Regions from separate parts of the Mus musculus genome. Here region 2 is linked to region 1. Evidence: chromatin loops called from intact Hi-C (ENCODE). Cell type or tissue: left cerebral cortex. All regions are shown on one strand. Each heading gives the region's core, and the rest is flanking DNA. Links, peaks and the distances in the headings are about the cores only.

What was found. A loop is a pair of places that touch in the nucleus more often than their neighbours do. Peaks named below come from ENCODE experiments on the same cell type or tissue, not always from the same donor. Only the 100,000 strongest peaks of a DNase experiment are listed, where the experiment ranks them.
Region 2: a loop joins it to region 1, with 3 times the contacts of the local background. A loop is called at or near these places in 2 of 42 quality-filtered maps.

Annotation. Positions count from the first base shown.
Region 1 is chrX:155,823,478-155,826,292 of GRCm38, forward strand. All of the region lies in intron 1 of Gm15155 (a long non-coding RNA gene), which reads left to right. Among named protein-coding and RNA genes, the nearest start is that of Gm15155, 200 kb to the left of the region's middle. In left cerebral cortex, for the core only: no CTCF peak of the experiment used is centred there; no DNase peak of the experiment used is centred there.
Region 2 is chrX:155,758,007-155,760,821 of GRCm38, forward strand. The region is part of intron 1 of Gm15155 (a long non-coding RNA gene); the gene reads left to right. Among named protein-coding and RNA genes, the nearest start is that of Gm15155, 130 kb to the left of the region's middle. In left cerebral cortex, for the core only: no CTCF peak of the experiment used is centred there; a DNase peak (open chromatin) is centred at 1,394.

The sequences.
Region 1 (2,815 bases), core at 54-2,553:
AACAAATCTCTAGTAAATGTGTTGAGTCACGGAGATTAACTAATTACTGAATGGAGAATGGGCCAAAGCGTAAATGAAGAAATAAATTAAAAATATACTGAAGCTACACAATGAAACTATTGGGACACATGAACAACATTCAAATGACAGAAATCTATATCTCTAAGTCCTACATTTAAAAGGGGGGAACCCAAAAGTTAGAATGACAAGAATTAACCAAATCCAAACCTACTTGACAGCAAGAAATAATAAAAATGAGAGTGGAAATCAGTGAAATAGAAACAAACAAACAAACAAAAAACCAATACAATCAATCAACAATTCTAAAACAATTCTAAAAGCTGGTATTTGGATAGATAAAACAGATTTACAGACAGTTGGCCCAACTAGCCAGAGAAGGAGAGAGAGAGAGAGAGAGAGAGAGAGAGAGAGAGAGAGAGAGAGAGAGAGAGAGAGAGAGAGAAAGAGAGAGAGAGAGGATCCAATAAACATAATCATAAATGGATAGGGAAAAATTTAAAGAAAACACTAAAACATTCAAAATATTATAAAAAAACATTAAAAAAAAAACCTGTACTACCTAAAGATGGATACCCCAATAGAATGGATTTTTAGATTCAGCAAAACTATTAAAAGTAAACTAAAAAATCATCAATCTAAACAGACCCATAAATATTCAAGAGATTGAAATAGCAATAAAAAGCCTTTCAGCTTAAAAAAAAAATAGTTCAGGATCAGATAGATTCACTGGAGAATTCTAGCAGACTTTCAAAGAAGATGTATAGATAGTGCTTCTCAAACTAATATTTATTTTTTAAGTAGAAATAGAAGGAGCATTCCCAAGCTTCTTTTCTGAAGACAGTGTCACTACTGTATCAAAACAAAGAAAGAAAGGAAGAAAAAGAAAAGTTTAGGCCAGTATCCCTGATAAACTTAGACTAAGAAATAAAATACTCAATAAAAAAACTTGCAACCATAATTAAAACATACATTAAAAGGGTTATCCACAATGAAAAAATGACTTCATCCATGATATGAAGGCATGATTAAATATAAATAGTTAATATAAATAATAATATAAAGAAAAAGTTAATATAAATATAATATAAAGAAAAAATCAAATGATCATCTCAATATATTATTTTAAAAAGCCTTTATATATGAGAAATTAACAGACAATATTATCCTAAATGGAATAGAGCTTGAAGAAATCTCAGTGAAGTCAGGGAAGAGACAGGGATGCCCACTAATTTTACTTTTTTTTCAATAATGTGCTCAACATACTAGTGGGAAAAATAAGGAAAGAGAAGGAAATTGATGGTTTGCCACAAAGAAAGAACCAAACTACACCTATTTGCAGATGATATGATACTATATATGAGATCCAAAAATTCTACCAGAAACTTCTAGACATGAAAAACAAATTCACCAATGAGGCAGAATATAGAACCAACTTTCCAATAAAATGCTTTCCAATAAAATAACAACGAACATTCAGAGGAGATCATGGAAACATTTACATTCAAAATAACATAAAATATATCTAAAAAATAAAACTAGAAAATAAAGCAAAAGTGTTCTGCAATGAGATCTTCAAATCTTGGTAGAAAAAGAAAAAAGACCCTAGAAAATGGAAATACAGTCCATTGGATTGATAGAATTAATATTTATAAAAGAATTAATATTTATAAAACTGACCAACTTAAATGCTATTTACAGGGTCAATGTAATTCCAGTCAAAATCTCCATCTCATTCCTTACAGAAATAGAACAACCCTTAAGTTAATATGGAACCACAAAAGACCCCAGATATCCTAAATAATCTTGAATGCCACTCTCCCAAAAAACAGAGCTAGAGGGAGAGAGAACAGCAATATGAACCCACCAGTAGCCCCAGAGCTCCCAGGGACTAAGCCACCAACAAAAGAGTGTACATGGAGGGACCCATGGCTCCAGATGCATAATTAGCAGAAGATGGCCTTGTTGGACATCAATGATAGGAGAGGCCCTTGGTTCTGTGAAGGCTGGATGACCCGGTCTAGGGGAATGCCAGGGCCAGGAAGCAGGAGTGGGTGGGCAGGTGGAGGAGCACCCCCATAGAGGCAGGGGAAGGGGCGAAGGGATAGGAGGTTTGTGGAGGGGTAACTGGGAAGGGGGATAACATTTGAAATGTCAATAAATAAAATAACCAATAAAATATATTACAGACACATAGTTATAAAAAGCATATGGCCTGGCTTACATTTTCAGAGGTTCAGTCCATTGTTATTATGGTGGGAAGTGAGAAGCATGGCATCCTGCAGGTATAATTGGTGCTGCAGGAGTCAAGAGTTCAATAATGTGATCTGAAGGCAAGAGAAGAAACTGGACAGAGCTTGAGCACTAGGAACACTCAAAATTCACCTATGAAGTGACACATTTCCTCCAACAAGGCCACATCTCCTAATAGTACATGCCACTTTCCAAGGGCAAAGCCTACTCAAATGACCACAGACCTAAATATAAAATTTGGACAACTTAATTTTCTATTAAAAATGTAGGTAGTATCAAAAATGAGAGAGGTACTTGAAAGAACTTCCTTCCTTCCTTCCTTCCTTCCTTCCTTCCTTCCTTCCTTCCTTCCTTCCTTCCTTCCTTCCTTCCTTCCTTCCTTTCCTCCCTCCCTTCCTCCTCTTCTTTCTTTCTTTCTTTCTTTCTTTCTTTCTTTCTTTCTTTCTTTCTTTCTTTCTTTCTTTCTCTCTCTCTCTCTCTCTCTCTCTCTCTCTCTCTCTCTCTCTTTCTTTCTTTCTTTCTTTCTTTTTCTGGATTCTGTTAT
Region 2 (2,815 bases), core at 285-2,784, 65 kb before region 1:
AGTCTCTGATTTGTGCAGTGAATCAAGAATACATTTGATGTTATTTCAATATGATCTTGTTCCATTGACTCAGCTACATATCTAAAAGGGTCTTTGATTAAACAACCATGTTACTTGGAATTCAGAGAGGATTGCTTGATTCATTTAGTATACAGATACCACTTGGCAAATGACCCTCTAAAGTACGTCCTCCTGCTAACCACTTTTCATTTGAAAAAAATACATGCATACATACATACATACATGCATGTGTGTGTGTGTGTGTGTGTGTGTGTGTGTGTGTGTGAGAGAGAGAGAGAGAGAGAGAGAGAGAGAGAGAGAGAGAGAGAGAGAGATTTATAGAAGTTTCTTTACCAATTGCTTTTCTTGTGAGGTTTCAGGAGTGTTTACAGAAGGTGAACGCAGTGTTTTTCCACATATGTTTTCAAGGTATGATTTTTTTTTCTTCAGATGACAATCCTTTTGTTATTTTCATGGTGAACTGGGGATTGTGGTGTTGATAGCAGCTGTTGCCCTCCATTCTTGCACTTGGCAGCAGAGATGCATCAGGGATCACCTGTCCCATTTACCCGCAAGCCCACAGTTGGAGAAAATGGGTTTTATGGTTATAGCAATTCAGCTTCAATTAAGAGGGCACCTGAGAATTTGCAAACTCCTTTAGTCTATTAGTTGGTGCAACATTAGCGAATATGGATAAAGGTTTCGTGTGTCCTCTTAATTACTTAAATTCAATTTATCCTAAAACAAGATCAGCTGGCTCCTTTCCAAGTTTTCTCTAGTTGGAGAATTCCATTGACCTTATCTTGGAAAATGTCCCAGGTTTTATTTAGCAGTTAACAACCACTATTAAATTAAAATAAAAAATTGTGTTTTACTGATTACATTTTATGCTGTATTTTTCCATGAATTTTTGATATCTATAAAATATTATATGATAAAAATAACTAATACAGTGGAGTAGAATGCATCATTTTCATTTCCTATGCTACATAAGAAACCTCCACTGGAGATCTCTTACTATAGTGGATTTAGTGAGGGCCCCTTCCCATATGTGTAGTCAGCTGCAGCTATTTGGATATTGGCTGATAAAGCTCTGTATATCAGGTGCTTCAAGATGGCTTTGACTATGAAGAGAGGAGCACCTAACCTCTATATGTGTCGTCTTCAGAAAGGCTAGTCTAGGAATGTTCTCTCAGCAGTGATAAGGGAACAAGCAAGCATAGCTGTACAAACACCTATCAAGTCTCTGCTCTCATTATGCATGCTAATAAGGTATTGGTCCGAGGAATGTATATGGCCATTTCAGTAGTCTGATAGGGTGGGTACTGCAGTTACAGAGCAAAAGACATGGAAATAACCAGAACTGAAATACTGGACCCTGTCCTTGTAAACAGAGCATTACAAAAGCTTCTGTTCTAGTCATGTATGGAAATATATTTCTACTTTCCATGAATTTTGCACATGCCACTCTCCCCCAGCCCTGCTTTTCTTCTTTCACTTTAAATAGCTTGCTCTTATTTTGATCCTGTGTTCCTTTTCCTTATTTTATTCACCCATTTTCCCTTTGTAGCTTCCTTTCTCTTTTGTCTTTCTAGTATTTTTCTTTTCTTCAATCCACCTCCTTCCTTACTGCAGAGAAAATAAAAACAAACCTAAAATTCTTCTGTACATGGATAACTGTTTGAGAGGAATAGTTTTGTGTTGGGGGGTTGCTTTGGGGGCTCTCATTACTGATGAGTTCTTTAGAAAAGGAAACTTTAAAAACTCTGTTTCCCCAGAAGCTTAACTGTGTGGGTGGTTCTGATGTGGGCAGGAAGAAAGTCAAAATGCACTTGTCTTGAAAGAAAAAAAAAAAAAAAAAAAAAAAACAAAACTATAAACCACACACAGAAGCAATGTCTAAATAGATTTCCCTCCCAATTTTTTTAAAGTTATCTCCCAAATTTACCAACTGGAAATTTGAACTTGACTTTTCTTTTTAATTAAAGGATTGGATTAGATTTAGATGCAGGTGGTATTTTCGTTGGTAGTATGTGGTGATAATCATTGTTGCCATGGCTACCTGAAGCATATTCAACAGAATATCACTTCATATTGAAACTTCAAATAAAGACTGTAAAAGTTCTGTGCTACTTATATGGATTTAATTTAGAGGGAAAGGGACTTTTGCATTCAGGCCGTAAACTGTTCCTTAATTTGTCACTGAAAATACAGCTCAGTGTTTGAAACAGGTCAATTTCAGGGGTAAGTAAATTTCATGTGTAGGTTTAGAGTGTTTCAGTAAGTTTCCTGCACAGAATTATCATACATTATACTAAGTGGATAGAAACTTAGCAAAGCTTTAAAAAAGTTATTATGTCAAATACTTAATGAGGGCTTGAGGATTTGTGCAGTTTCAGAGAAGACTCTTGCCTTTGTGTAACCCTCAAACATTGGGCCAACCCTTGATTCAGAAAAATAAAAATGAATAATAAACAATAACAACAGGAAACTTTAAAAACTTAAATCCCATGTGCTTGACAAAGACTCAAAATGTATTTTCTCAAATTCTACTTCTATTAATCTTCCTTGGGGAATCCTGAGTTATGTTCCATGTGGTTAATTCAATATGAAATGCCAATTTTGCTTTTCAAAGTGTATTGTGTTTTATGTTTAAGACGGTGGAGAATTTGATATGATTATCCAGCCAACTGACCCAAACTTTTTTCTATATACATTAAATTGAAGATTTCTACCTGACCATGTCAGTGGATATATTTGCTATGAATTGGCCACTCTCAGACTGATTTTCCTAATCTGTAAAAATGAACCTGTA